3 separate regions of the Homo sapiens genome follow, and all the other regions are linked to region 1. Evidence: chromatin loops called from intact Hi-C (ENCODE). Cell type or tissue: heart right ventricle. All regions are shown on one strand. Links, peaks and the distances in the headings refer to the core of each region. The heading gives the core; the rest is flanking DNA.

Evidence for each region. Hi-C counts contacts between places; a loop is a spot of excess contacts. Peaks named below come from ENCODE experiments on the same cell type or tissue, not always from the same donor. Only the 100,000 strongest peaks of a DNase experiment are listed, where the experiment ranks them.
Region 2: a loop joins it to region 1, with 21 times the contacts of the local background. A loop is called at or near these places in 51 of 110 quality-filtered maps.
Region 3: it touches region 1 in a loop (8-fold over the local background); 8 of 110 quality-filtered maps call a loop at or near these places.

Annotation. Positions count from the first base shown.
Region 1 is chr4:24,483,102-24,493,225 of GRCh38, forward strand. No RefSeq gene overlaps it. Among named protein-coding and RNA genes, the nearest start is that of MIR573, 32 kb to the right of the region's middle. RefSeq lists an enhancer at 5,832-5,881. In heart right ventricle, for the core only: CTCF peaks have their summits at 5,763 (motif pointing right) and 5,965; DNase peaks (open chromatin) are centred at 5,790, 6,960 and 7,368; H3K27ac peaks cover 448 bases.
Region 2 is chr4:24,683,401-24,693,524 of GRCh38, forward strand. No RefSeq gene overlaps it. Among named protein-coding and RNA genes, the nearest start is that of LINC02473, 29 kb to the left of the region's middle. In heart right ventricle, for the core only: a CTCF peak has its summit at 4,157; a DNase peak (open chromatin) is centred at 4,151.
Region 3 is chr4:25,362,152-25,372,275 of GRCh38, forward strand. ZCCHC4 (zinc finger CCHC-type containing 4) reads left to right here. Exons shown (of 13, transcript NM_024936.3): 10 at 75-150; 11 at 2,303-2,354; 12 at 2,871-3,015; 13 at 6,878-8,232. The coding sequence ends at 7,013. Among named protein-coding and RNA genes, the nearest start is that of ANAPC4, 10 kb to the right of the region's middle. In heart right ventricle, for the core only: CTCF peaks have their summits at 5,054 (motif pointing left) and 5,069 (motif pointing left); no DNase peak of the experiment used is centred there.

The sequences.
Region 1 (10,124 bases), core at 3,091-8,090:
CTGGGCACTCTTGGGCAAATTTCTTAATTCTCTAGACCCTGGATTCCTTATCAGTGTAACAGCAATGATAGTACCCACTGAGCAGGTCTGCACATGAGGGGTTCAGTGTAATGTCTGGCGTGCCAGAAAGCCATCTGGTTAGCGTTGCTTATTGTTACCTGATTCAGAGACTTCTTGGAGTGAGGCATGTTAAAGGTGACAGAATGAGGACCAGAGCCTAACTCCCCAACTTCCTGGGAAGTACGCCTTGCCTATTTCATTATTTTATTATTTTTAATATTTAGATTTCTCTTGGTTGTATTTTCTCATTACACATAATAATACAGATTTGTGAAAAGAAAGAAAAGGAGGAAGATAGGGAGGTTAAGACAGAGGGAGAGAGAAAAGAAGGAAAAGAATTAAATTAGAAAAAGGCCAGATGCTGTATCTCATGCCTGTAATCCCAGAATTTTGGGAGGCCAAGGCAGGTGGATCACCTGAGGTCAGGATATTCAAGATCAACCTGGCCAATATGGTAAAACTGCGTCTCCACTAAAAATAAAAAATAAATAAAAAATTAGCTGGGCATGGTGGTGGGCACTTGTAATCCCAACTACTAGGGAGGCTGAGACATGAGAATCACTTGAACCCAGGAAGCAGAGGTTGCAGTGTGCCAAGATCATGCCACTGCACTCCAGCCTGGGTGACAGAGCAAGACTTCATCCTCAAAAAATAAATGCCGGACGCGGTGGCTCACACCTGTAATCCCAGCACTTTGGGAGGCCAAGATGGGAGGATCACGAGGTCAGGAGATTGAGACCATCCTGGCTAACACGGTGAAACCCATCTCTATTAAAAAGACAAAAAATTAGCCAGGCGTGGTGGCGGGCGCCTGTAGTCCCAGCTACTTGGGAGGCTGAGGCAGGAGAATGGTGTGAACCCAGGAGGCAGAGCTTGCAGTGAGCTGAGATCACGCCACTGCACTCCAGCCCGGGCGACAGAACAAGACTCTGTCTCAAAATAAATAAATAAATAATAAAAATAAAATAAAATAAGAAAAAAACTGCCAAAGAGATCATGTGACATTTTAGTCTATGTACTTCTAGTTATAAACACATATACTTTAAATAATAGAATTCTATTGAACATACCATTTTGCAATCTTTTTATTTTCCCTCGATGCACGCCAATAATAATAGAACAATAGTAGTGATGACAATAACAATAGCTAGTCTTTTTTAGCCTCTTACTATGTGTTAAACACCCCTCTAACACACTCTTAACTCATGAATTTTCACAACCCTTTGACATAGACGCTTATCATCTGCATTTTATAAATGAGGAAACTGAGGCACAAAAAGTGTAATATACCCAAGGTCTCACAACTAGTAAATGGGGAATTCAGGGTGGAAACCAGGCAGCCCACAGCACAGCCCCTGCCTAAAAAACCCATGTTCTGTGTTCTTCATGGTTCATCCTGACGTGCTGTTTCACTGCCTGATTATTTTCCATTTACCACATCATGAATATCTGTCCTCGCCATTCCATAGTTTTGCACAACATCACTTTTGGTGGCTGCATAGTATTTGTTGTCTATTATTATCTCCATTTTACAGATGAGAAAATCGAGGCTTGGGTGCTCAGTAGGCTGGCGGAGGGTAGTTGGAATGACCACAACCTGCCTTCAAGCCCTAGGCGCTGTCCGCCCCACAGTGCTCTCAGAAGTACACACACTGAGCACCTACTGCAATCAGGGTATTTGCTGGTCTCAGTGAAGAATGGCAGACCCATACGATTCTCACTGCTGTGCAACTTACAGTCCAGTGGGTTGAGACTCGCAATGAAATAAGTAAGCAAATACATGACCAAGATGATTTGAGATATTGGCAAGTGCTAGAAAAACAATTCCACTCTGTGGTGTGATGAGTGTGAGTGGCAGTGATTATTCTGGAAAACTGTTTGAGGAGGTAAGATTTGAAGTGATACCCAGATGACAAGAGGAAGTCATCACACAGTAATCTAGAGTCAGATTTATCTAAAGCTCTTAACATCAAACAAAAGCTTAGTGCTAACCTGAGGGAATGGTGAGCAGAAGCATTTTTTATTTTTAGAAGTCTCATAAAGAGCATGAGACAGTGCAGGCAGAGTGGAAACAGCAAGGCTTGTGAGCCAGGGCTGGCGGGGGTGAGCCTGGCTCTGTCCCGCGTGTGGCCTTTGACAGAGTCCCAGTCACCTCATCTGTAAAATGGGCTTGCAATTGCTTAGAGCAGGGCTGCTGTCAACATGAAATGGAATAACTATGGAAAGCACCTGGAGGATACTGTAATCTCTACTGTTGACATCAGCTCTCAGGGTTTGATTGGCCTGCCCTTTGAAGCATCCAGTCTGGAATATTAAGACATCAGTGTCCGGGTGTGGTGGCTTATGCCTGTAATCCCAGTATTTTGGGAGGCTAAGGCAGGCAGATCACTTAAGGTCAGGAGTTCAAGGTTAGTTCAAGCCTAGCCAACATGGCAAAACGCTGCCTCTACTAAAAATACAAAAATCAGCCAGGCATGGAGGCACGCCCCTGTAATCCCAGCTACTCAGGAGGCTGAGGCAGGAGAAACACTTGAACCTGGGAGGCGGAGGCTGCAGTGAGCCGAGATTGCGCCATTGCTCTCCAGCCTGGGCGACGGAGCAAGACTCCGTCCCACAAAAAAAAAAAAAAAAAAAGACATCAGCATTAATCAACAGGAGAATAAGGAGATTCCTGAGATTTCACAAACGACACATATTTGTGAGCCTGTTGGGTATTGTCACCATATTATGATTAAGATCTAGATAATACTTGGCACATCATTTACTAAGTCTCTCCACAAGAGCAACTTGGAAAATTCAGAGGAATGACCTTTGGCTTCTCAGTTGGTCTGTTTACTCTGATAGACTGAGGGAGAAGGCTAACTGGGTCACCCATGACCATCTTTGACCTTTCTCAACTCTCAGTTGATGTCACTGTTGTGGTAGAGGCCCTTGGGGAAAAATTCTTTCTCTCTCAACTTTCTTTGTCCATGGAAGTAAATTGTGTTAACAATGGCTCTGACTACATTTATATCCATTGCCTACCTTCATCTTCCTACCTCCTGTTCTCCCCATTTTACAGACGAGGGGACCGAGGTTCCGAGAGGTCACACAGCCAGGTAGGCAGCTCGCTCTGGGCTGGGTCCTTTTCTCGTTCATGTACTCAGTCCCCACAACAGTCTTCAAGCCTTTTTGCCTCAGGAACCACTCTTTCTTCCATTTTCCCCTGGTCAGCTCTGACCTCGTCCTCAGATCTCAGCTTGTGTCACTTCCTCAGTGAAAAGCCCATATTATGGGCTCACCAAGCTCTGTATCTTCCTCCTGCGTCCTGCCTATCAAAGCTACAATTGCACAATTGTCCATGTGACTGTTGGATCCATGTATAAAGTAGGAGTAAAGAGCCCAAGCTCAGACATCAGGGACGTGGGTTTAGAAATGAGTGCCACCTCTTTCCAGCTGAGTGTCTTTGGGCTAGTTATTTAGCCCCTGCCCATCTCAGTTTCCTGGGGTGTAAAATGAGAATCATAATAATAACTACCTCATAGAATGGCAATGATGTGAAATCAACTCATGTTGCTAAAGTTCTTGGGGAAAATGCCCAACAGACAGCCTGCGATACACGTAGAGAGGGGCCAGAAGGCCATCTCCTAGGCCACACCGAGCCACACTGCAACCTCCATACAGGCAGGATGGTGTTGCGCTTGGCAAAGCAGGTATTCCACAAATATCTGTAGAATTCAATGAAGTACTATCATCATCATCCTCATTATCATTCTCATTTTACAAGAGAGCGTTCAAGTCGCTTGCCCAAGGTCACATGACTAGTTAAGACACTGAGCTGAGACTCACCTTAAATCCTATTGCTCATCCCACCTGGCTATTCTGCTGGCCATAGGGTCTTCTGGTCTACTGTGGATAAAACCCAGAGTCCAGGCAGGACAGGGAACAGGGGGTTGCAGAAGCTTAGGGAGGAAGCACGCCAAAGTAGGCGCACCTTCATACAGTCTCCCAAGCCCGACTGCCTGCAGATTTTCTGTCTGAGCCGCCAGAAACAAAGATGACAGCCGAAGGGCTGAAGGTCACTCCAGAGTAGGGAGAGAGGGGTCTTGGTGGGCCCAGATCTCCCAGCACCAGGCAGTGGGTTCTCACACCAGCCTTGGTCTCCTGGGCACAGAACGAGGACAGGGATAGGAGACCTCCCATCTCTCAAATGCCCTGGTGTGTTTAACTTGTTCCTGCATTTTCCTGGGGGACTTGTGTGTGCTCTGGGCCTAATGATTTCCTGTGAACATTCTACCCGGGGTGTATTCCTGTGTCTTCAGAGGAAGGACTAATCCAGCCAGACCGTCTCCATTCCCCTCCCTTTACCCTCTCGGACCAGACCAGCCTGGCATTTTTTTCTCTTGAATTTAAGAGCCTTGCAGACACGAAGATCCTTTTAGCTTTTAACATATTTAATAATTTATTATTTATCTAGTGTTTTTGTAAATGTATTCCTCAGATCTTGCCTTTGCATCTCTAGTTTCCAATTTGCACCTACCTGACATAGTTTATATTACAATCCCTTGATTCTCCAAAGGCAGGGTTTCCTCTTTTAACACTTTTTTATAGTCCTAATGAACTTCTATGCTTCATTTACTCAAGAAGACATCTCTCTCTCCCTCTTTCACATTTTCCTGCTCACAGGCATACAAATCATATGTGTCACTAATACAGTGTTGATTTTTCCTGGGTTGGTTCTTTTTTTAAACATGTTTGCCCTTCAGCCTGCTATTAACCAGTTTCTTCCTACTTTGAAAAACTCACTCTTTTAAATTTCATCATTCAGTATTTCCTCAGGGATTTTACCCTTTATTAAGAAGTCAGAACCAATTTTGGAGCAATCCTGGATACCAAACAGTCTCCTGAATCCTTTGTCTCCTCCCCAGCTCTGGCACAGGAGTGGGCACACAGCAGTGACCCAATAAATACTTGTTGGTTGACCAGGTGGCCAACAAGTGATTTTCAGAGAGGCAGATTGGAGTCCTGCTTAAGTACATGGGTGTGAAATCGGGACATGTGGGTTTCAGTGCTGGTTTTATTCCACATGTGGCTCTGTGACCTTAAGCAAGCCACTCAAATGCTCTAGGCTTCCATTTCCTCAGCTGTAAAATGGGAATGAGAGTCTTTTCTACCATCTTCCAAGGCTTACTGCAAGGATTAAATACATAAAACACTAAGGAAGATACCTGACAGAGCAAGCTGTCGATAAACAATAACTTTGGTTTCTTGCCTACTGCCTCCTCTTTGCAAGACACTTACATGATAGAGATTACCTTGAATCACAGACAGAACAAGGCAATTCACACCTCTCCCCGCACTTCCAAATTAAGAACCACGTGTGATAAAGGCACTAGGAAGATCTCGCTCTCGGTTGTCCACACAAGCATTTAGATGTGTGCAAACGGCCCATCCATGAGTCCCAGTCTCCTGCTGTCCCTTCTGAGACCTCAAGGCCAGCATCTGTAAAAAGGGGATGGTACTTTGCCCCTTACTGGAGAAAGAATTCACCATCCCTATTCTCAAACCTGTCGCCTTCATTTAAATGATCTATTGCCTTGTTACCCTAACATGAATTGCCCTCACACCAGTTCAAAACAGCTGGTAAATAAACCAACTAGGACGATAGAGGCCATCCAGTCCTCTTTAAGGATGGGTTGGCTCAGGAGGTCAAGGCAGAAATGCCCACTAGGGGGCGAGCGTGCTCACTCATCGATCCCCGTGGTGGTTCAGTCCTGGAACTACTAGGAAGGGAAGAGGGGGCTAACACGTTCCAGGCACTCTCCCAGGCCCATCTCTGGATGCACTACCACATGTAATCTAACATTGCCCCGGCTGAGGAGGTTGTATTTCTCCATATTAAACCTAGGTATTCTGAGGCTTAGGGGGGTTAGTTAATCGGCCCAGGATCCCAGAGCTGAAAGTGGAAATTGTGATGGAAACGAGGCTTCTCCTACTCTAGCAGGCCACCTAAAGGGTCCCTGTAAAGGGCAATACTCAGCTTTGACTGTTGGAAAGGAAGGTGTGCAGACACCAGACATGTGGACACTGACAAAATGGTGGGTCACATACACCTTCCCCCAAAAAGGGGCGTAAGTTTAAGCCTGTGTTTCCCAAAGTGTGTCCCACAGAACATAAATCCTGAAAGGTCCTCTGTAAAAAAGGTCTCTGAGGTCATAGAAGTATTTGAAATGTGGCATTTACTGTTCTTTCTGAAATACAAAATACTGGTGAATATGTTAAAGGTCGTGGGAAGTCCTGCAGTAAAGAAACCTGTTTGCTTGACTTTGTTTAATCTAGTTGAGCACTTGGCCAGCCTATTGGACATCAGGGTTGTTACATACATATGACATCTATTCATTTTTTAAAAATAAGCTTGCTTCAGAACATTAGGAACATACTGAAAGTGAAGGAATGGGAATTCACACATTCAAATAAGGGATTGACATAGATGTCTCAAAGACAGAGGAAAGTGCGTCCAAGTAGGGTATTTATGGAAAGTCTGAGTTATGAAACAAAAACAGACCCAGAACCATACAGAAACCTAAAGTCTTTAGGATATGAAGAACCATTTCAGCATTCAGGATGACTCCAAAATGTAATCCAGAAGACAAACTATCATGGTAACCAAGATGTTTCACACCATGGGGTAAAAATTTTACATTTTGAGTCCTTAATCTCCAAAGCATGCTCAGAGCTGGATCTTAGCATGGAATGTGAGTTTAATCATGAACTTGCTGTATTCATCAACACACACACACACACAATGGAAAAAAGTTTTGCTACGATTGTACTGAATGGCTTAGAGAGTACAGTCCACAGAGACAGATGGTTAGACCCATGGCTGGCTCCCAAAGCTGCATTCTCCAGTTCAGTGAGAGGCCAGCAGAGACAAGTGAGGAACCAGCTGCTTTCCACAGCTGGAACAGCTGCAGGGATTGACCTTGAGAGACCCTGCAGTCAGCACACGAACCTGGTGGCTCATGCTGACTTCATGCCTCAGAATGGAGTACAATGAAAAAGAACATCTACTGTTCCTGATGGGTTAAAGATGGCCACAAATCCTTTGATACTTCCCCTTTCAATAGGTGGGGTCTAATTTCCCTCCCCTTGAATCTGAGCTGGTCATAATGGCTCACTTGACCAAGAAAATGCGGCAACCGTACTCTTCTGGGACTTTTGAGGCTAAATCTTAAGAAGCTTGCAGCTTCTGTCAGTCTCCTAGAACACTCAGTCCTGGGACCCAGCTACCTTTCTGTGAGGAAGACCAAGCAGCCCCATGGAGAGGCCACATGGAGCCCTGGTTGAGCTCCAGCCAACAGCCAGCACCATCTTGCCAGCCATGTAAATAAGCCATCTTAGAAGTAGTTGGAAAACCAACAAGTCATCCAGCCACGCCCTACGCTTCTCACCCCTAAATGATCTGATCCTACATTCATGAAATACAGTAAAATGGTTGCTTTAAGCCACTAAATGTGAGATTATTTGTTAAACAGCAATAGATAACTGGAACACAATTTTATTGAGCCACTATAAGTGATGGCACCAAAGTAGGTACTTTGAATATGTTATCTCCTATAATCGTCACAATTTTCTTTAATTGTACAAATGTGAGAATTAAGACTTTGACCTTGGACACATTAAGAAACTCATCCCAAGTCACACAGCAACCCTGTTTTCCTGTCTCCAGTATCTTTAATTATTAGAAAATGTATTAGGGAAAAAAATCCACAAAATATGCTATAGAGAAAATAGGTAGTAGAAAAGTAGAATGAATGGTGAGTTTGCATGGGTGCAAAAGAAAGCACCTCTGATTCTAGCCTAAAATAAAACAAAAGTTGTAGACAATGGAGAATTCTCATGAAAATATGTCCTCCCTCTGGCTTCAGTTATATCACTGCTATGAGACTGAATAGGAAAGAGGGAATGTTTTCATAATGTTAAAGATTTTTTCCTTTAAATTAGCAAGGCCAGCGCACCAGCTGGGTCCTTGACAGTTGTCTTTACTAAAAGCACTTATGGACTTAGCACCTACTATGTGTTAGGCATTGCCTCAGGTGTTTCACCTGTCAGATAACCACAGGCACATTTCCTTACATTTGTAAGAGCTTTAGAGTTGACATAATATATTTACCCACATGGTCTCATTTCATCATGGGAGCAGATGCTTTTCCTGGGGAGCAAAAGGAGCCAAATTAATCAACAAATGATCAACATTTAGCAGGCACCACCTATATGCCTGACACATAAGATCATTCCCTGCCTCCCTCTCCCCACTGGCTGGTTTATTCCCCTTTGCTTTCTTACTTAACGGTTTGTATTGTATGGTTTATACCTGTTTCCCTCATGACTCTATAAGATTCTCTTGCATAGCAAAAACCTATGTACAGTGCCTGGGGCAAAATAGGGAAGGTCTGCTAGTGAAATGGAGGGAGGGAGGGAGGGAGGGAGGGAGGGAGGGAGGGAGGGAGGGAGGGAGGGAGGGATGGATGGGTAGGTGACTGGATGGGTGCATAGGTGGGTGGGTGACTGGATGGATGGGTGAATAGATGGATGGGTAGATGGGTGGGTGGGTAACTGGATGAATAGATGAAAGGGTGGATGGGTGGGTGACTAGATTAATGGGTGGATGGATGAATGGGTGGGTGACTAAATGGACAAATGAATGGATAGGTAGATTGGTGACCGGATGCATGCATGGATGGATGACAGGATGGATGGGTGGATGTTAGTGGGTGGGTGACTTGGATGGATGGATGGATGGATGGATGGATGGATGGATGGATGGACAAACGGATGGATGGATGGATGAGTGGGGACTGGATGGATGGATGGGTGTGTGAGTGGGTAGGTGAATGGTTGGATGGATGGATGGATGGATGGATGGATGGGTAGGTGACTGGATGGATGCATAGGTGGGTGGGTGTGTGAGTGACTGGATGGATGGGTAGATGGGTGGGTGGGTGACTGAATGAATAGATGGGTGGATGAATGGATGGGTGGGTGACTGGATGAATGGGTAGATGGGTTAATGAGTAGGTGACTAAATGGACAAATGGATGGATAGCTGAGTTGGTGACTGGATGGATGCATGGGTGGATGGAATGATGGATGGATGAATGGATAGATAGATATAGGTGTGTGGGTAACTGGTTGGATGGATGGATGGATGACTGGATGGACAGATGGATGGACAGATGGATGAATGGATGGATGGATGGATGGATGACTGGATGGACAGATGGATGGATGGATGGATGGGGACTGGTTGGGTGGATGGATGAGTGGGGACTGGATGGATGGATGGATGGGTGTGTGAGTAGGTAGGTAACTCTTTGGATGGATGGATGAATGGGTGGATGGATGGATAGGTGGGGACTGGATTGATGGATGAGTGGATAGGTCGGTGGGTGGGTAGATGGATACCTGGACGGGTGGGTGTGAATGAAAGGACTATATGAATAATTAAGTAGTTAAGAGTGGTTAAGACTTACGGAATCACCCACTCTTTATTGCACTCTTTTTTTTAAGAGGCAGAGTCTTTCTCTGTCACCCAGGTTGGAGTGCTGCAGCCTAATCATGGCCCACTACACCCTCCAACTCCTGGGCTCAAGGGATCCTCCCACCTCAGCCTCCCAAATAGCTGGTAGTACAGGCATGCACCACCATTCCCAGCTAATTTTTAAATTTTTTGTGGAGACGGGGTTTCACTATGTTGTCCAGGCTGACCTCAAAGTCCTGGGCTTGAGTATCCCGCCACCTCAGCCTCCCAAAGCTCTGAAATTATAGGTGTGAGCCACTGCACCTCGCTCTTATTACAAAAGCTACCAGTTTTTCGAAGAGGAGGAAAAGAATAGTGAAGGGAATGAAGAGATGGAAGAAAATGAGGATGAAGAAGACAGTTCAGGGAAAGTCATCAAAACAGGTACTAAGGAAGGGAAAAGATGTATTTAAAGTATTATCCATTCCTCAAGGCGGCCGAAGGGGGTGGATCACTTGAGCCCAGGAGTTCAAGACCACCCTGGGCAACATGGTGAAACTCTGTC
Region 2 (10,124 bases), core at 1,812-6,811, 200 kb after region 1:
CTACGATAATGATGTTATCTACTCGAGTAATTGGGGAAGTTACAAATCTTGTGAACTCTGGAACAATGGCTGGTTATCATTTAACTCTTGAGAGGGGCTGGTTATTATTTAGGCCCCTCTCATAATCCTAACCTTGTGGCCTTTCATTAGTTTTACAAAGGTGGTTTAGTTTTGAGAAGGGATATTACCATCCTTGCTTTAAGTTTAAACTATAAACTAAATTCCTCCCCACATTAGCTTAGCCTATGCCTAGCAATGACCAAGGACAGCATGGAGGTTAGAAGCAAGATGGAGTCAATGGTGTTACATTTCTCTTACAGTCATAATTTTGCAAAGGCTGTTTCAAGATCGACACATGAGGCCTTTACTAACTGTGGCAGTTGGCTGGGAGAAAGGGTTTGGGGAAATGGAACAAAAGATAAACAGAGAAAGTCAGGGTATGAGGATTGATTGAATAAATGAAAAATTCACTCATTCATCCATTTAATAAACATTTATTTATTTATTTATTTTTATTTTTATTTTTATTTCTGAGACAGAGTCTCGCTCTGTCACCCAGGCTGGAGTGCAGTAGTGCGATCTTGGCTCACTGCAAACTCCGCCTCCCGGGTTCACGCCATTCTTCTGCCTCAGCCTCCTGAGTAGCTGGGACTACAGGCGCCTCCTACCACGCCCGGCTAATTTTTTGTATTTTTAGTAGAGATGAGGTTTCACCATGTTAGCCAGGATGGTTTCGATCTCCTGACCTTGTGATCCGCCCGCCTCGGCCTCCGAAAGTGCTGGGATTATAGGCATGAGCCACCGCGTCCAGCCTTAATACACATTTATTAAACACCATCACTCACAGTATGATACTCCATGATAGTCTATATCACCAAGGGGATGGATCATGCTTATTTACGGCAGAAAACTGCTTGCATTTTTCTTCTTTTTCCTAGTTCCACAGATGGACTACCTTTCCCAACTTTCCTTGGGCCTGAGTTTAGAGAACAGAAAGTGAACTGAAAACCTTGCTCCTCCCAGCTGTTTCCCCTTGAAGCAGATGAGCATGGAGACCTTGGAATCTTTGAATGATTGTTCTTGTCAATTTGGCACACCGTGAGACAGAAACTTCTATTATATGAAACTATTGAAAGTTTGGAGTTTATCTTTTATGGTGATTAGTGTTACCTTCCTGGGCTTCTTAACGAGATTGTAGGAAGAAACTAAGACTTAATGCCCTGTCTGGGCGCAGTGGCTCATGCCTGTAACCCCAGCACTTTGGGAAGTCAAGGAGGGCAGATCACCTGGGTCAGGAGTTCGAGAACAGCCTGGCAAACATGGTGAAATCCCGTCTCTATAAAAACACAAAAAATTACAGGCGCAGGCATGGTGGTGCGTGCCTGTAATCCCAGCTACTCGGGAGGCTGAGGCAGGAGAATTGCTTGAACCTGAGAGGTGGAGGTTGCAGTGAGCCGAGATTGCACCATTACACTCCAGCCTGGGCGATAGCTGCAGACTTGTCTCAAAAAAAAAAAAAAAAAGACCTAATGCCCTAAGGCATCCAATGTAGGTAATGAATTAACTTCTCTTCTGTGCATCTGAAATGCTATAAGTTATATATTATTTGTATTTTCAGAGAATTGAGAAAAGAGTCACTCACGTGGTTTTCCATGGAGTTTAATTCTCTTGTGGAACCCCCGTTAGAAAAGCTGACTATACTCGCACAATCTCCATTCTCAAAAGGTTTATGATAATCTAGTTGTGGAAATTGGACAGATGTACACACTTCTCTGCAAGGGAATGTGAAGGGGGAATCTCATATCACTTCACTTCACTTCAGCCTTATGACAAGCCTATAAAGGAGAGCTTTGCAAACATTATCATCATCATTTTACAGAAGAAGAGATTTCAAGGTTAAGTGTTCAAGGTTGCTCAGGTAAGAGGTAGTGGAGCCAGAATTTGAACCCATGTCTGATAAGCTCTTGCTCCTTCCAAGATATCACACTGCAAAATAAGCAAGTTTAACCTACTCTACAATTCTCCTTAAGGCTCCCACAAGGACCAGAGGGCCCAAGACGGTTCCCCATCTTCAAGGTCAAAGATAACACTTTCTTCCTGGAAAGGGAAGTCCTCTCTCCAGCACCTCTGGGATCTTGGTCATCCCTGAGGTGCTCTGTCTTTATGAGAATTTTTCTACCCTGGATCTGTTTATGAGAAAGGGATAACAGTATAATTTAAAAATATATAGGAGTGGATGAGTGAAAAATAAGAGTCATCTTGGATTCTAGCTTTAGGAAAGGGGGACCAATTTATGAAAAGTTTGGGAGATGTGATCAGGAGAGCAAAGAATGGTTAGTTTACAAAGAGAATTAGGTTAACTAACAACCAGCTTCCAAAAGCTTAATTAAGTCTCTCAGCCCTCGAGTGAGTCAAGGAAATAATTGATTTCCACATTGCTGGTGGGGAAAGTGAGGAGGGGGAGGTAATTTGCCTGTGGCCAACAAGGGAAACAGCATTTGTCCTGGGATTAAAATCTAAGATTTTCTGGCTCTTGGTCCTTGGTTTTACCTTTGAATCTGGAATGCTCAAGGCCCAGAAGTGAGAATCCCAAAGCAGGACTCTCAACCGAGATGCTGTATGCAAATAAGGGACCAGATAATTAATGCTTCGCTCTTTAGTAATTTTCTGTCCTTCAAAAAGGTAATGCAAACAATGCGCCCCTGGTGAGTCAAGGCCGTGTGGGTTTATTTTAATAAGCACCGGCACTTTTCCTTATGAGGCGTGGCCATCACCCAGTGCAGTTACCTGTGATACTAGAAAATATTTGGAAATCTCAAAATATAAACAAATGTCTGGAAAAGATCAGAGAGAGAAAAAAATGAAAGAGAGAAAAGAAGAAAAGAAAAAGTAGTAACAGGAGGGGAGGAAAGCATTCTAGAAAAAGAGTAACTACTAATTATTGAATGCTTGCTCTGTGCAAGGAGCTTTTCAAATGTTTCCTCATAAGAATTCCACGAGGTAGGCATTTGATGACTTTAAATGGATGTAAAAACTGAGGCTTAGAGGGGTGAGGCTTTTCCCAAGCTAGGAAGGGGCAGGACCAGCATTTGAGTCCAAGTCTGTTAAGTCAGCCTTAACCACGGCCTGGTACTGCCTTCTGCCTATAGATCTGACCAGAAGAGAGCGGGAAGGAAGGGGTGTTAAAAATGCATCTGCTTACAGGCCAGGCGTGGTGGCTCACGCCTGTAATCCCAGCACTTTGGGAGGTGGGCAGATGGCTTGAGAAGGCTTGGTAGACCAGCCTGGGCAGCATGGTGAGACCCCGTTTCTACAAAAAATACAAGAATTGGCTGGGGGTGGTGGGGCACACCTGCAGTCCCAGCTACTCGGGAGGCTGAGGCAGGAGGACTGCTTGATCCAGGAAGGTCGAGGCTGCAGTGAGCTGAAATCTCACCACTGTACTCCAGCCTGGGCGACAGAGCTAGGCCCTGTCTCAAAAAAAAAAAAGAAAAAAATTATTCATCTGCTTATTCATCTGCTTACTTGTCTGTTTTCCTCTGCTGTGTTGTAATCTCCTTGAGTATCAGAATCAAGATTTAATCCTTTGTCTCCCCAGAGCCTAAAGTAGTTCTTGAAAGGCAACAGACAATAAAAGTTTGATGCATGAACAAGCAAATGAACATCTGCAACGAGCCCAAGGCCAAGGGTCAAATATCTTGCCTTCTCTAACCCTGAAGTCATCTGTCATCTCTCTGGCTCTCAAAATCTAGGGAACTGGTTTGTCTTCCTCCATCCTCCACACACCCAATTCTATGGCCCGGGAAGTAAGTCCAAGGTCTTGTCTGGAACCTCTGGAAATTCCTGGGTTTAGGAACAGCCTTGTGCTCTCATTACCCCCCTTAGCCTCCTGACCCTGGTGTCTGTCCCGCTGTTCCCACTACGCCCATGAATCAAATCCTGACTCTGTCACTTGCCAGTTATGTGACCTTAGGTAAGTCAATTTTGGATTCTGGGATTCAGTTTCATCCTCTGTAAAATAAGTGCCTTGACTTAGATAAGGATGGCAAACCCAAATGCCTACAAGGATCAGGCAAATATTGAAAATGAGCGATGCAGATCGCCTAAGACGATAGGGAGTGGGGAAAACGGAAAAGCAGGCGGGAAAGGGCGCCCCCTGGCAGAGAGAGAAGCTACTACCCATCTTTACCTGTTATTACGTAGGAATGAGCGCTCAGTGTGGTCACATTTCCAGTTTTTTTTTTTTTTGGTAAGATGCGGGAAGTCTGGATTTTTATGTGAAATCTTTCAATTCTTAAATGTTGACACAAAATTTTTCAGAAACGCAGCGTGAGCCAAACTCAACACATCTGTGTGCCGAATTCAGCCCATGGCCTCCAGGATACAGCCTTTAGACCAGATGATGCCTAACATCTTTTCCACCTTTGAAAGGATTTGGCCTGGTGGCAGATCATCCCTTCAATCTGGATGTTTTTGGCTCTCTGGACTATTTTTGCTACAGTTTAAGCAGGGTGGACCAGGGCTTAAGAGTAACTGTGTTTATAAACACCCTGAAGAATTCCATATGGTATGCCGAATGTGAAGTTGGCTTAATTTGAAAAGATTAAATGTACTCAGGCAATTGCAGAGTTGTCTGTTTTGCAAATCAATGCAATTTGTCGGTACAGGCCGGGAAGGAATGAGCTTTGGGAAGCGCAGCTGGTGTGACCAACAAGCCCAGTGGTAGTATCATAACAGGAAAGCCAGTGTGGCAGCAGCTCCCTTCTCCAACACTCACATCTCCTCTTTGCATGCACTACACACACACACACACACACACACACACACACACACCCTTGCCTCTTCCCTGATGGCTGATTCAGTTTACTGTTTTTAAATTTGAACCATATCCAAATAAAAAAGGGTTCCTTTACACATATCCACGGACAATGTGGAGAATGCTTAGCAATCGGGGACCAGGTGTCTCACCTGATCGCAGCAACTTTGGGTCATGGAGAAGCCCTCAGTGAGGTACCCGAAAGCTGGATACACAGACCTTCCTATAGTATTAACTAATTGTGGGAGCTTGGACAATTATTTCCCCTCTTCAAGCCTTGGGTTCTTATCTGTGAAATAATGGGAATGAACTTGGATGTCTTAGGTCCCCTCTAGCACTGACAATCTTCATGATCTTTCATTCCCCACGAGGCAGGCAAGGGGAACCACTCTTGTTCTCTCCCTTAACATTGTTTTTGCTACAGACCATGGATAGCAACTCACTGGTCTAGTGTCTAGGCATGTCGATGACCATGGATTTCTATGGACACCACCTTGAGCAGCTGGAAGAGATTCTGGTCTAACCTGTCATGTGAACGTAAGGTGGACCTTGAGGCATCTATAGATCCCATGTAATCCTGGCACAGAGGGTCCCTTGCCTTTCTCCCCTCTGCCATTTCTGGTACAGTTCAACAGTGCACAAGGGGGTCACATAATCAGGTTCCTTGATCAACACGTCTCAACCTGTAAGGAAACCACAAAGCACAAAGGAGAAAAAGAAGAGGAAAATTGTATGGAAATCAGAATTTGGACACGAATAACAGAAAAGCAACTCAAACCAGCTTAATCTTAAATAAGGGGATACTTTAATGTCACGAGAAGCCCAGAGTTATTCCAGCAGCTCTAGAAATGGTCAACAGCTTATTGATGTCTTCAAAGACCCGTATCCCTTCTGTTTCTCTACTTCGTTATAGGCCAATTCTCCTCCTTGTAATGAAATTGCTGCCACTGTTCCAGGCATCATGTCTTTGCACACTTTTCTTTCATGTGTACCTTTTTTTCCAGTGTGCTAATTTTCCAGTAAGCCCCTCAAAAGACCTCCTTAATGGCCAGAAATGAGTCACACGCTCATGCCTAAAACAATCATTAGCAAAAGAATGTAATTACTTTGGTTGGTTTAGAGCCAAACAATGCAGATTCATGCTAGAGAAGGGAAAGGCTCTGCCTCCCCCATGAGGTGCAGGAAACCTTGTATCTGAGCAAAATTAGGATTCTGAGTTCCAGGAAGAAAGGCAGGAAACACAGCTGTCAGGAAGACCACTAACTGTGGCTCTCCACCATCCCTCCACTCCCACTGTAAGATTGGTGAGGAAGGAAGGAAGGAGAGAAAGGGTAGAGGAAAAAGGGGGGAAGGAGAAAAGCAGAGAGGAAGAGAAGGTGGAATTGCAGCTTTGGAATCAAACAGACTTTGGTTTCAATCCTAGCTTGGTTGTTTTCTAGCTGCCTGTTCTTGGCTTATCCCTGAGCTTGTCTAAGCTTGGGTTTCCTCACTTACAAAATGGAGAGAACATGGGCTTTTCGTGAGGTTACATGAGAAGATGAATGTAAGGAGCCAAGCACAGTGTTTGTCACAAAATAATGTTCAGTGAATATTAGCAAGAAGAGAAACAGAAGTGGGACAGGAAGAAGACTTTATGCAGAGCTTTACAGTTTATAAGATGCTGTCACAAACATCGCCTCTTCGATTTGACAACATACCAGGAAGGCAGGCAAATGAGGCATCTTTATCATTTTTTTAAGGGGTGTTGAAACTACAACATCCCATATGTGTCTAGCCCAAGGTTGTAAAATCCGGATGCAGGTCTTCAAAGTCCAGAGCTCCAGAAACACACAGAAAGAGTAGTTAAAAACAGAAAAGCATATTGAAAAAAAGAAATGCATATTATCGTATTTAGAAAACACATTCTTATTGTAGCAGACAGAGGGATCCCTACAATGAGAACTCTGCTTTTTAGAGATCCCCCCACTTCCAAATGGGGTGGTCTCCATCTTCCTAAATGTCTAATCAGGACAATTAGACTCAATTCAACAAGTATATTGAGCACGGACTGTGTATAAGGCAGGGTGGTTGGTCCCTAGAGGATAGAGAGTTGGGTACAATACTCTGTTCTCAAAGAGCTTACAATTGAGAAAAAAATGCAGAGTAATTTTACTGATAAATATTTTTCAAAATGCAATGTAGTCGAGTTAGTTCTCTTTTTCTTTCATTGCCAAGGGTGAATTAATTTGGCATCTGTGGGGAGGCTGCTGCAATGAGGCTGGCTTAGATGTTCTCTAAGTTTCCTTCCAAAGAGAATATTCTTGAGGACAGGAAATCTGCTTTGCCAGAAAGGGCTTCTCTGAACCCTGCCAAACTCTGGCATCCTGGAAGATGTCGTAATCCTCCTGACTGAGCTAGCCTCTGCTACTCCTCATCTTTACCAGCCTAGGCCAGGATTAAGTCAGAGAGCCCCAGACCAGCAGGACTCTCAGTTGGAGTGAGTGAGTGAGTGAGTGAGTGAGTGAGTGAGTGAGTGAGTGCTGCTCCACTCAGGTCTGAGGTCAGCCGGGGTTGCCTCTGGTCTGGAGGTCTCCTAGACAAGTGGGCCAGAGATCTCAGTGAGTCAGCCTCACTCTCCAGACCCTCTGGGGCATCCTAATGGGAAAAGGATTTCTAGTTATTTCTCAAAGGGGTCCTTAAACCTCTCAGAGCAATCTCCTCCCTTTTGAAAAAAAGAGATGTGTATTATTTAGAAAACACGTTATTGCGGCAGAGGGAGAGATCCTTGCAGCGGAACTGATCTCTTGTATCATGTACTGGTTTGGGGATAATGTGAGTTAACATTCTGAGACCGAAGTAGATTTGTTTTGCAAGGTGGGCTGGTGATACATTCGCCTCTGAAAGACGTGAAAATTCAACCCTATTGGAATTGGTCTCATGTGATTGACAGACCTGTCTTGTGAATGAACTTGGCTGTGGGAAAAAGAGAATGGGTTTATGTGTATGAGACACAGTCCTCACTGAGGGCCTGGGTTGGCGTTGGGCTTTCTATAATGTCAGTTTCGGGGCAAATGTGAGATGAAGACTCTCAGAGGTGAGTGCTCTAAGAAGAGCCAGGGGGTGGTGATGAGTGTTGGGATGTGTGTGCATCTGTGAGTGTGAGTGTGTGCATGGGGAAAGTAGGGTGTCAGGGAGAGCAAGTCATCTAGAGCTGCAAGTGCTGGATCAGAGGGATTAGGCAGGGAATTCAGGCAGCGATGGGCAAGGAGTATGAAACACCCGGCCTCATGTAAGAGTGGACAGGAGGAGCACAGAGTCTTGGCAGCCAAGAGCTCTGACATGGACCAAGGGACCAGATGTGGGCCTGGGCTAGAGGAATGAGGGTCGGGTGCCCTGGAGCAGGCCAAGGCCATCAGAGGGGCTAAGGCCCATGGCTACTTTTATATGGCAAACCTCTCCCCTTTTCAAGGCAGCTCCATATTTTTTCTAAAGAGGCCACGTTAGAGAGTTGTCCCCCAATAAATGAAGCTGTGTTGATGGCCCAGGCCTCCTAGGCTTGCCTGAAAACATCTGCAGCTGTGTCAGTCCAGAGCTGCCCCTCCCTTACACCCAGGCTTGTGGGATAGTGAGTCTTAACTATTCATTCTGGGGAACAGGTCAGCGGGTGGGTCTTGCGGACCTGAATCCCACATCGGACCCAACAGTCTCACAAAGCAGTTTTCACAGTCTCTGCCCAGCACTCTCTGCTTCCCTCCTCTTCTGCATTATCTTCCCCAGATTGGGGTCTGTGGATTGATAGTCCCTCCAAAGGAGTTCCTGTGTGGGCAGCGGGTGCATTATAAAGAGCAGCACAGGAGAGGTGCCAGGGCTGCCCGCCTGCATTCTTGCTGTTAATACTTGGGCTCTGGGATGACATGGTTCCCCATTCCCCACTGTAAGTGGTCAGACAAGGTACCTAGTTTTTCGTGTACACAAGGGAAGAACTGCAAGTGTTTAAATCCTTCAGAATATAAGCTCCCTGAGGACAGAGATTTTCATCTGTTTATATATCTCATGAATCCCCAGAGCCTGGGGTAGACAATAGCATATTTTAGGCACACAGCAAACATTTGTTGAATGTTTAAAATACAATCACCCATGCAAAGTGCTTAGTACAATATCTGCATAAACATAGTTAATGCTAGTTCATGCTATTATGAGTGGTTTAGAAGCTTCCTCAAAAAGTGTTTAAGAGAGCATAAAGAGGCCAGGCAGGGTGGCCCATGCCTGTAATCACAGCACTTTGGGAGGCTGAGGTGGGCAGATCACTTGAGCCCAGGAGTTCAAGACCAGCCTGGGCAGCATGATGAAACCCTGTCTCTACAAAAAATACAAAAAATAGCCAGGCGTGGTGGCGCATGCCTGTAGTGCCAACTACTTGGTGGAGGTGGGACACTGAGGCAGGAGGATCACTTGAGCCTGGGAGGTTGAGGCTGCAGTCAGCCGTGATTATACCACTGTACTCCAGCCTGGGTGACAGAGGAGACTCTGTATCAAAAACAAAAACAAAAAAAAAAAAAAAAAAAAGAGAGAGCATAAAGAATATTTTATTTGTTCAGTCAAAACATATTTGTTCATTGGCTGGTGTGTACCAGGTGCTCTGTTAGGTTCAGGGGAGACAGCAGGGAATAAGAAACACATTTGCTGATGGAGTTTATAGTCTAATGAAGGAGACAGGTGTTGAATAAGCAAATGAGTGTTAATCAATGTGCTGACCTCACATAGTTAGTGGAATAAAATGAGGTTGACTATACTAAAAAATTTGAACTGGGTACCAGACTTTAGTTGGACTACACAGACTTCATTTGGACTACAGTCCCTTCCGTTGGTGTATTAGTTAAGGTAATGCTAGTCACTGTAACAGATACACCTTAACTAGCAGTGATTAATACAAGAGAAGTTTATTTCCTGCTCACATGAAGCCTAAACAGTTGCCTCTGATCAGCCAGCCATTCTCCTCCAGGCAGTGTTTCAGGGACCCAGGTTCCTTCCCTGTCGTGGCTCTGTCCTCTTCCACACTTGACTTCCAAGTCCCCTGTGTTTCTCTGCATCAACTTGGTGGTAGCAGGGGTAGAGGAGAGGGCTTGGCAAAAGGTTTTTATGGACCAGGCCAGGCAGTGGTGAGCATGACATGTGCTTCCATTCTGTAGGTCAGAAGTCAGGCCACAGCCAAACCAGAACACAAGGGAGACTGGGAAATGTAGTCTAGGCCAGGGCTTGAGGATCTCTGCTGCAATATGCCCTTCTGATCATTAAATCCCCTTCGTCCCCTTCTTCCCATTCATAGAAC
Region 3 (10,124 bases), core at 2,777-7,776, 880 kb after region 1:
TGCTTTGTAAAGTTTTATCTACTCTGTAAATCTCAATAAATGTATGCAGCTGATTTCTCTGTCCTTTACTCTAGATTTTGCTCTCCGTGTCAACGGTATGTTTCTCTAGAGAATCAACACTGTGAGCTCTGTAATTCTTGCACATCCAAGGTATGGTGTTCTTATAGAATGTATTTTTATTTAGATATATTCATTTTATTTTAGTTTACTAGTTTTATTACTTTTTCAATGTTATTTTGTTAATAGGATTTGTATTAATATGTATTATCATTTATTAATTATGCTATAATACAATATTTTAAATTATAGAGTACAACAGGCTTTTAAAAATACTTAACTGCCTTCATTATCACGAACTCATTTTCAAATGGTACTGTGTGACTGCTAAAATTATCAGCGTCTCAAATAAGGCATTAAATGAATGCTCAATTATGTGTATGTTGAGGACAAAATTATGGTGTTTCAAATAAGGCATTGACGTATTGGGTACCATCATCATTCTGATGAAATAATTAATAACATGTACTGTGCACTTTTAATATGCCAGACACTTTCCTAAGAGCTTTACATGGATTAACTCATTTAATCCTCACAACAGCCTTATTAGGTGCAGTTACTCATTGATTTTTTACAGATGAAGGACTGCAAAGGGACATCCTCCTATTTATTTATTTATTTAGGTATTATTTTTTCTTAATAGACTTGGTTCTTTAAAGCAGTTTTAGGTTCACAGCAAAATTGAGCAGAAGGTACAGAGATTCCCCCTATGTCCCCTGCCCCGACACATGCACATTCTCCCCAACTAGCAGCATCTTCCACCAGAGGGGTGCATTTGTTACAACTGATGGGCCTGCGTTGACACATCATTAACACCCTGAGCCCATAGTTGACATTAGGTTCACTCTTGGTGTTTTACATTCTATGGGTTTGAAAAATGTATAATGACATGTTTTCACCATTACAGTGTCATACAGAGTGGTTTCACTGTTTTCACTAAAAATCTTTTGTGTTCCACCTATTCATCCTTCTTCCTGAAGGGTGTCTCTGGCTACTACTATCTTTTTACTGTCTCTATAGTTTTTCCTTTTCCAGAATATCACACAGTTGGAATCATATAGTATATAGCCTTTCAGATTGGCTTCTTTCACTTAGTAATAGGCATTAAAGGTTCCTTCATGTCTTTTCATGGTTTGATAGCTCATTTTATGTTAGCTCTGAATGATATTCCTTTGATGTACCACAACTTGTTTACTCATTCACCTACTGAAGGACATCTTGGTTGTTTCCAAGTTTTGGCAATTATAAATCACCAAATTTTTTAGGAAGGCGGGTGACCCTTGTTTTGTTTATTTTAACTAAATCTGGTCAGAAAGGGCCTGTGAAGTTTAGTTTGGCTCATAAACACAAATTATTCTCCAAAGAAGAGGCTACATTTATATAAACATTAGAAAGCACATTTTTCTTGATTATATAATGGTATTACTGGTTATACTTGTTTTTAACAATGTTAATACATCTGATCGTTTATATTTAGTTTTTATTAGTTGAGACATGATGTGTATTCTTCATTTTAAAACAATTATGCCCAGACTGTATAGTTTAAAGTTGAGGAAAATGGACTTATTATTTAGAGATGCACACAAAGGTGGTAAAAGGAAGCAAGAGCTAGGAAATGACAGTCACACAAACTAAAGAGGTGTTATTTGGAGGGGAAGGGAGGGATGCTGTGACTTAGTAGGAGCATGGGGCAGTTTCCAGAGGGCTGGTGGTATTTTTTCTTGACCTGGTGGGTTTTATCCGTGTTTGCTTTACAATACTCATTAAATTGGATATATTTTATGCACTTTTCTAGATATTTTTATTTCATAGTTTTAAAATTAATCAAACAGTAACCTGTAATCTATCTTTCTAAATTATGTAAAGTTCTCAAATATGAATTTCATTAAGGATTATGCAGTATAGACACACAAAATTATGAATCATTAATTCTCTTGAAATTTTCATTTGAGTCCTTCTTTGTGCAGATTGGGTTGCTTGAACTGGAGTGGATTTTCAAGATCATTTAGATAAATCTCCTAGTTTTACAGTTAAGGAAATTGAGGCCCATCAAGGAGGCATTTGAGTTGAGTGGAGAAATGCATAAATTAAAATCAAAGTATCTAATTGTGAAGCCCAGAAAAGGCAGAAATAAGGAGTGAATAATTTACACAGATTTTAATAAGACATTTTAATTTTTAATTGTAGAACTTGATTTTTAATAACAAATTAATTATAATTTAAAAATTGTTTTTTTTTTTGGTAGGATGGCAGGAAATGGAACCATTGCTTTCTCTGTAAAAAGTGTGTAAAGCCTTGTAAGTATTGAGACTTAGTGTTTGAGATCCTATGAACATATTTTAGAGTTTTTCTCCATCTAAATAGATTTTTCATTGGATTTATAAACGAAAAAATAATCAGTGTAGAGACTTGTAATTTATTTGCTTTTTAATTTTATAGTTATCAGCATGTATGTTCTGCCATGTTCCGCCTTGCATGAGAGATGATTGCTAACCTGTTTCAGTGTGGCGTTTGGTTTGACTTATTTTAATAAGGCATTGTGTCACTCAGCCAGCCTCCATTGTAACAGTAGCTGTCAGCTCATAACTCATTGGAGAAGGGCTGAATTTGTTGCATGTAACAGAAAGAAGTTAGCTAGTTTATGTGGAATTCCAACCTCTTCTCCCTGGTCTCTTTAGCCAAACTAAAACTAGCTGTGCAAACTGGCCACAATACTTCAAGTAAACACTGTTCGTATATCCTACCTTAAAAGTTAATAAGATGAAAAATTACGTTACATGAACTTCCTTTAAAACTTAATTTTTATTTTACAGCCTGGATCCACTGTAGCATCTGCAATCACTGTGCTGTTCCAGATCATTCTTGTGAGGGCCCCAAACATGGCTGCTTTATTTGTGGTGAACTGGATCATAAACGCAGTACTTGTCCTAACATTGCTACATCTAAGAGAGCTAACAAGTCAGTCGAATACTTTACTAGAAAAATGTATTCCATCTGTGTTTTATACAGGATAATCCACAAAAGCATGCAACATTCAGAGGATCTTGAAGTGCCAAGTTAATTGTCACTTTCACTATTAAGTACTGGCTGCATAGATGGATGGAGGGAGGAGAGGAAGATGATTCAAAGAGCTTGCTTTCAAAGAGCTTACAGTTCTACAGCTTAGAGATGAAAATAACCAAAATATGAGGTAGAAAGTGGTTAATTTTACCTCTCCTTGGCTTTACGTCTCATGTGTAAAGTTATAGGGGGTGACAGTTCATGCTTTATTGAAGGACATGATATTTACGTCAGGCTTTGAGGGACAGATCAGATATAGACACATGATGGCAGGAAAGGCTGGAGAAGGCATTTCAGATTGAATAGCAAGTAATTCCACAGTAGGAAAATTGTGAGAAAGCTATTTCTTTGTATCAAATTTTAAGAAAAATATTTAGACATGCTTAATGCTTAAATATTTGAAATTTTTATTACTTTTTTTCCTGTGATTATTTTCACATCTCTCACCAATATTTGATTGGAGCTATGGATTACAACTCAGAGTATGGGGATACCTATGACAATAGCTTATTTAGAAGAGGCACTGCTTCTGGAATAGTTATCCCCAAAACAAAACAAAAAGAGAAAAACATTGCTATTTTAACCGAGCTAATTTGAATGATTATACTTTTTTCCTAACTAAAAGGGATGATAGTGATTAAGTCCTCTTCCTTTATTGCTAAGAAAACTAATGTTACACAGTTATTAATTGGAGATTACCAGACAGCTAAATTTGACATTATATGAAATTATATGACATTATATGAAAATTCAGATTGGGCTACCATGTGACTATGACTTGTAATTTAAAAAAATTGATTTGTGTTAGAAATATCTGATAGTTTAATAATTATTTATGGTAATATTAGAATTCTTTCCCATGTGTTTTATTTATTTGTGGTCAGTGAAAATTTTTTTTTCCATTGTGGTCTAGCCACTTGAATTCTGGCTACTATTACAACTGCCTCGTTCCTACATTTACTCTACTTTAAATAATTATTTCCACTGAGTAATCCAGGATAAAGTAGAGTTTTAAAAACTTAAAGAAGCTTATTGAAGAATCTTTTTTTTTTTTTTTTTTTTTTAAAGACAGAGTCTTGCTCTGTCGCCCAGGCTGGAGTGCAGTGGCCTGATCTCGGCTCACTGTAAGCTCCGCCTCCCGGGTTCATGCCATTCTCCTGCCTCAGCCTCCCTAGTAGCTGGGACTACAGGCGCCTGCCACCATGCCCGGCTTACTTTTTGTATTTTTTAGTAGAGACGGGGTTTCGCCGTGTTAGCCAGGATGGTCTTGATCTCCTGACCTCGTGATCTGCCTGCCTTGGCCTCCCCAAGTGCTGGGATTACAGGCGTGAGCCACCACGCCCAGCCTGAAGAATCTTATAAAATATTTTCCTTAGAATAAACCTTCAAAAATTGAATACAACTTCATAATCATATTAGTCTGGGATTGCTGTACCATTGTCAGTGTGATTCTGTGTGGTAGTCAGTAACGTGCTCAGCCTTTAATTCTGTGAACTTACATGGAAACAATTTGCATTTTGATACTCTATTGTAGGCCCTTCATTGCTTCCTAAATAGCCTCAGCTAGTGTGTTTGGCACTAATATACTATTTCATTAGGGGAAATCATCTAGTATCTTTCAGGACTAGATCTTATCAGGTTTAATTCCAAGAGCAAATCCTGTGAGATGTGGATGCCTGATAATTCTTAAATAATATTACTTTTTTTCTCAGAGAAGACACCTAAACTCCTGTTAATAGTTACTGCTTTCAAAAAATATATATAGTGAAATTGACAAAGCAAAATTATTTTTTTCTTTACAATAGTGAAAAATAACAGCCTTTTTAGCATACGTGACATAAAAGGTCTTTCCAGCTCATGCATTTTACAGCTATCTTATATTAATTTGTTTTTCCTTGGTGTTAATTTTTCTTTAGTTGCTAACTGGAATGATGCTGGCTCCCTCTTGTGGTTAAAGCTCATTTTATCAGTTACATAAATACCTATAATTTAAAGGACAAATACTAGGTCAATTTAATTTTAAGACAAAATAAAACTGACTTATAGTCAGTTCATCATCATTCAAAAACTTTATCTCTGGAAAGTTTTGTGTATTCATATTACAAATGAATATTTTCAAATATTTTCCTCCTGTTTCTGTTTACCGTATCCCCTAGTGAAAGTTCATTCATTTTTAGTCCTGCTTATAAGTGGATGAGCCAAAGAGAAACTTAAATTTTGTGTACAGGCACACATGGCTTCATTGACTTTGCCATTAGAGATTATACTATATTTCATTAAGTTTGCTAAATCATCACTTATCAAGAAATTATCCTACTTTAAAAAAGTGGGGAAATAGATTTATATAGTATGCATGAATCAGTATAATACTGTAAAGATGACTTTTTTGGTTTTAGTTTTCAATCCTACTCCTTCTGTAGACTGTTCTATTTTGAACTGATAAGGTATCCCTAGTCCATAGTGCAAAATCTAAATATGAAAAAATTTAAAGTTGTCAAGCAAAATTCTGCATAATAGTCATGTGGAACTAATAATAGCTAATACTTATTGAGTGATTATTATATGGTTAGCAGTTTGCATATATAAATAATTTAAAGTAGAGTATATAGTAGAGCACAGATCCTGGAATCAAGCTGGTTCTGCAAGTTCCTCATGGGGTGTTCATTGATTTCATAGCATTTTCACCTAAAAAAGTAGGGATAGAGAGGGGGTGACTATCCCCCTTATCTCTGTCTCCCAGCTCCTTGAAGTCAAAGATTATGCCCATTCATTTTTGTTTTCTCAACAGGTAACATATGCTGAGTAAACAAAAAGTGAGGCATAAATTGAACCCATTAGGGGATACATTGTTTATGAAGCTCTTTTCCCAGGTTTATTCCTGACAAGATCAAGAATAAGCTTTTCCTATGGAGAAGCTTATGAGAGGTGAACCTAACAATTGATATTGCTGGGTAATCAGGGGAGGAGTCCTGGTTTGGCATTGTTGTAGCTCTGGCCCCTTCCTTGGTTCTCAATATGTTGAGTGTCATGGCATGATTCTGCTAGCTTGGAGAAGTGAATGGATGGGCCAGTCATTTTCTCAGCTGCAGGTCGCCTGTAACTTAGTGTGGAGAACACCAGAAACAAAGAATCTGTTTTGTCTGGTGTGGTTCAGTGTTTTCAGAGGGTGAGTTCCAGCTTGTTTATTTTGAAGCTAATCTTCAAGATAAGGACCACAAAATGCTGATAACCCTGCGTGGCACTTGTCAGGACTTTTAGATCCGCTGAGGAAAGGAAAATCTGTACGACTTAGGAAACAGGCCCTTTCAAGGCTTCTCGGTTTTTTCCATTGTGCTGTTTCATTTTTCTGTCTCTGCTGACTGCCCCATGTATCAGCTCCTCTCCAAAAAAAACGGAATTCAAGGATTTGGAGATTGAAGTGCTGAGTTGAGCAATACAGATGTACAAAAAACTTTTTTAAAAAGTCCAATCTCACTAGCTTTGCATTTACCTCTGTGGTGTGTTTGCCCCGGACAGCTTGTTCTAAATCCATAGTAACCATCTTTTAAAGAATTTTTTTTTCTCAAACATTTTGCTTGGTTAGGCCTCTGACTCTTCCCTTGTTGTTATGGTTAGGAGACTGAGGATTTATGCTTGCAATACAGTAGATTCTTTCCCTTCTTCTATTTTCTTATTTGGTTAGCTAGTTAATTAAACTTCAACATAATTACATAATTCACTGTGCTCATTCTGTGAAATAATTTAGCACCTTGTTTTCCAGAGCTGTCAGAAAGCAGAAGCAAAGAAAAAGTAATAAGATGAAAATGGAGACCACGAAAGGACAATCCATGAATCATACATCTGCTACAAGGAGAAAGAAAAGGAGGGAAAGAGCCCATCAATATCTTGGCTCTTAAATGTCCAGTGACTGGAGAATAAGAAAGATTTATGGTCCAACCTTTGATGCCATTTTCTGAAAGTGCCACACTGGACTTAAATTCAGCTGCTTCCAGAGGTGTGCACCTTTCTGAGCTAGATAACAGGCAGGTGGCATTTGCTGGTTTACAGTCCCTTATCTGCCTCTCTGGAGACATGGGGAGTTGTTCCATCTTCAGCCAGTTTACTAGTTCTTTCAGCATTCATTTTTCCTCACTTTAAGTCTCTCCCAGTCACATTGTTCTATTTTTATGTTTTCATTTTTTTTGAGATGGAGTCTTGCTCTGTCTCCCAGGCTAGAGTGCAATGGCACAACCTCAGCTCACTGCAACCTCTGCCTCCCGGGTTCAAGCAATTCTCCTGCCTTAGCCTCCTGAGTAGCTGGAATTATAGGCACATGCCACCACGACTGGCTAATTTTTGTATTTTTAGTAGAGACGGGGTTTCACCATGTTGGCCAGGCTGGTCTCGAACTCCTGGCCTCAAGTGATTTGCCTGCCTTGGCCTCCCAAAGTGCTGGGATTACAGGCATGAGCCACCTCACCCAGCTCCGGTCACATTATTCTAGCCTTTTTATCCAAAAAATGGGCAGACCATTCTTTTGCAGAAGATGTCAGAAGAAAATGAAAGTGAAAACCTATGCAGTTTGTTTACCGTGAACATAAAAGTATGTTAATTTAAATAGGAAAATATTTTATGTTAAATATGAAACAATAGTTTAAACCCCACTTGAAAAGTATAGCGTACAATTATTTTTAGACTGAATTTGAAGATGATGGAAAGGGTTTTTACAAAGGCACTGTTTAGATATACAGATTATAATTATAATTACATTATTATTAAATATTTATTCTTCAAGTACTTTTTGCAGTTGTCCTCTGACGGTCTAGAATCACTTAAATGCTTGTTGAATGAGTGAGATGTTTAGAACTACGACTTGCTCTGTCATTCCAGTGTCGTTTAACCTATGCAGTAAGATTCTGTCTTTGTAAAAGTAGTTCGTAGCAGAAGCCAGGATAGTTTGGTAATTAAACGCCCAAACTAAACTCCTCATTCCTACCCTTAATATTTCCTGGCTGTATGATCTTGGCCAGGTCACTCTCTAAAAGCCCCGGTTTCTTCATTATTATCATTATTATAATGGGGAGAATAACAGCTATACCTGAGGTTTGTTTTGTGATTAAATTAAATGAGACCCAAGTGCTTGGCTCTCAGTTCTCCTCTGTCATTGGTGTGTTAGGTTAACAATGAAGATTGTTACTGGGTCTAATGGTAATTACCTTTTGGCCTGATAACAAAGCATTGAAGGCAGTAATTTGAACTCCCAGAACAAACAGTTCATCTCCCCGTTTCTGTGCTAGTTATTGTCTCCTTAAGACTGAATTGTTTTGAATGACTTATATTTGCATAATGACTTTTCTCTTGTTTCCAAACAACTGCTGTAGAGCAGATTTGAAGGCATCTTTGTTTGGGGTTAGGCAGAGCCCTGTAAGTAAGGGTGGAGGAACTGCACTCTATCTGGTATTTAAATTCCAGGTAAGTTAGGACTGATGCCTGGTGTAGAATGCTCAAGTGTGGCCCAGATCAGTGTGGCAGTGGTGTACATCAGTTGATGTCAAAAGATGAGTTATACCCCTGGACTTCATAAGCATCAGAAAGCTCTTCTCCCTTTTGTTACATGGAGGGCTATGATAGGAGGGGCACATTTGGAGGTGACTGGGTGAGATATGAAGTTTGTAAAACCGTTGTGAGAGTTCCCCTCTCTGATTCAAGCAAGGATAGGGACATTGCCTGACTTTATGGTGTTCACCATTCCATGATAAAATCTATTGAAATCTCCTCTGAAACTAAGACACCTGAGGGACTATGACTACTGAAAAATTGAGTTCTGAAGGCCAACAGTTATTCTCATCACTATATTGCCTTAATGTTAAGATACCATCAATTATAAAATACATCATTGATTTTATCATAGCTTTTCAGGGGGAGAAGAGAAATAATACTTCATTAATTAATTTTTAGATCATCTGATTTCAGAAATACTGAAATGCAAAAAAAAAAAAAATCTTAGAATTGAGGAAATAGTTATAATCAGGAATAATGTACTTATTTATTTTGAGACAGAGTCTTGCTTTGTTGGACAGGCTGGAATGCAGTGGTGGGATCTCTGCTCACCGCAACCTCTGCCTCCTGGGTTCAAGTGATTCTTGTGCCTCAGCCTCCCTGGTAGCTGGGATTATGGGTGTGTGCCACCACACCCGGCTAATTTTTATATTTTTGTAGAGACTGGGTTTCGCCATGTTGGCCAGGCGAGTCTCAAACTCCTCATCTCAGGTGATCTGCCCGCCTCAGCTTCCCAAAGTGCTGGGATTACAGACGTGAGCCACCACACCCAGCCAGGAATAATGTACTTTAAAACTTTATTACTGTCTTAGAAAGTTAAAAATAGGAAATTTGGTGATTTTACACTTATATTCAATTAATACTAATTTTAAGGACTTAATCTCTATTCCTTTTTCAGAGAATAAACTAATTGGTAGCCTGTAAAAATGTGTCTCTGGGAGGTAGAATGTGAAGCGGGATGAGGTCATTTGTTCTTAATAGAAATCTGAACATCTTAACATTAAGATACCTTCTCAAAATAGCAATAGAAGAAAATCCCTAAAATTTGACAGATAACATTTTCTAAGCTTTTTAAAAGGACATTTTTAATAAATACAGCTAAATTTCATTCTTCTTATATTATGAAATTTAATGAGAAACAAAGTCTTTTTGTAGGCTGGATTTCATGTTTTTTCCTAATTAGTCCAGTACCTAGACTAGTTTATCACTCCATATGCCCCATTCTTTTCATCCGATACTGTTCTTTCTGCTTGGAATATGTCCCTCCATGTGGCCACTCCGTTCTCTTTTGGGAATCTTCCACGAGTCCCTGATACTGAAACCTTCTTTGGCCCCTTGGTGTTTGATACCACATTTAAGGCCTTTCACATATTATTCTGTGATTATTTTTACTGATTTTATTTCCCTCAAAGATTTAGGTCTCTTAATGTCAGCACCCATTTCATCTGCTCTTGTGTATCTTGTGCCTT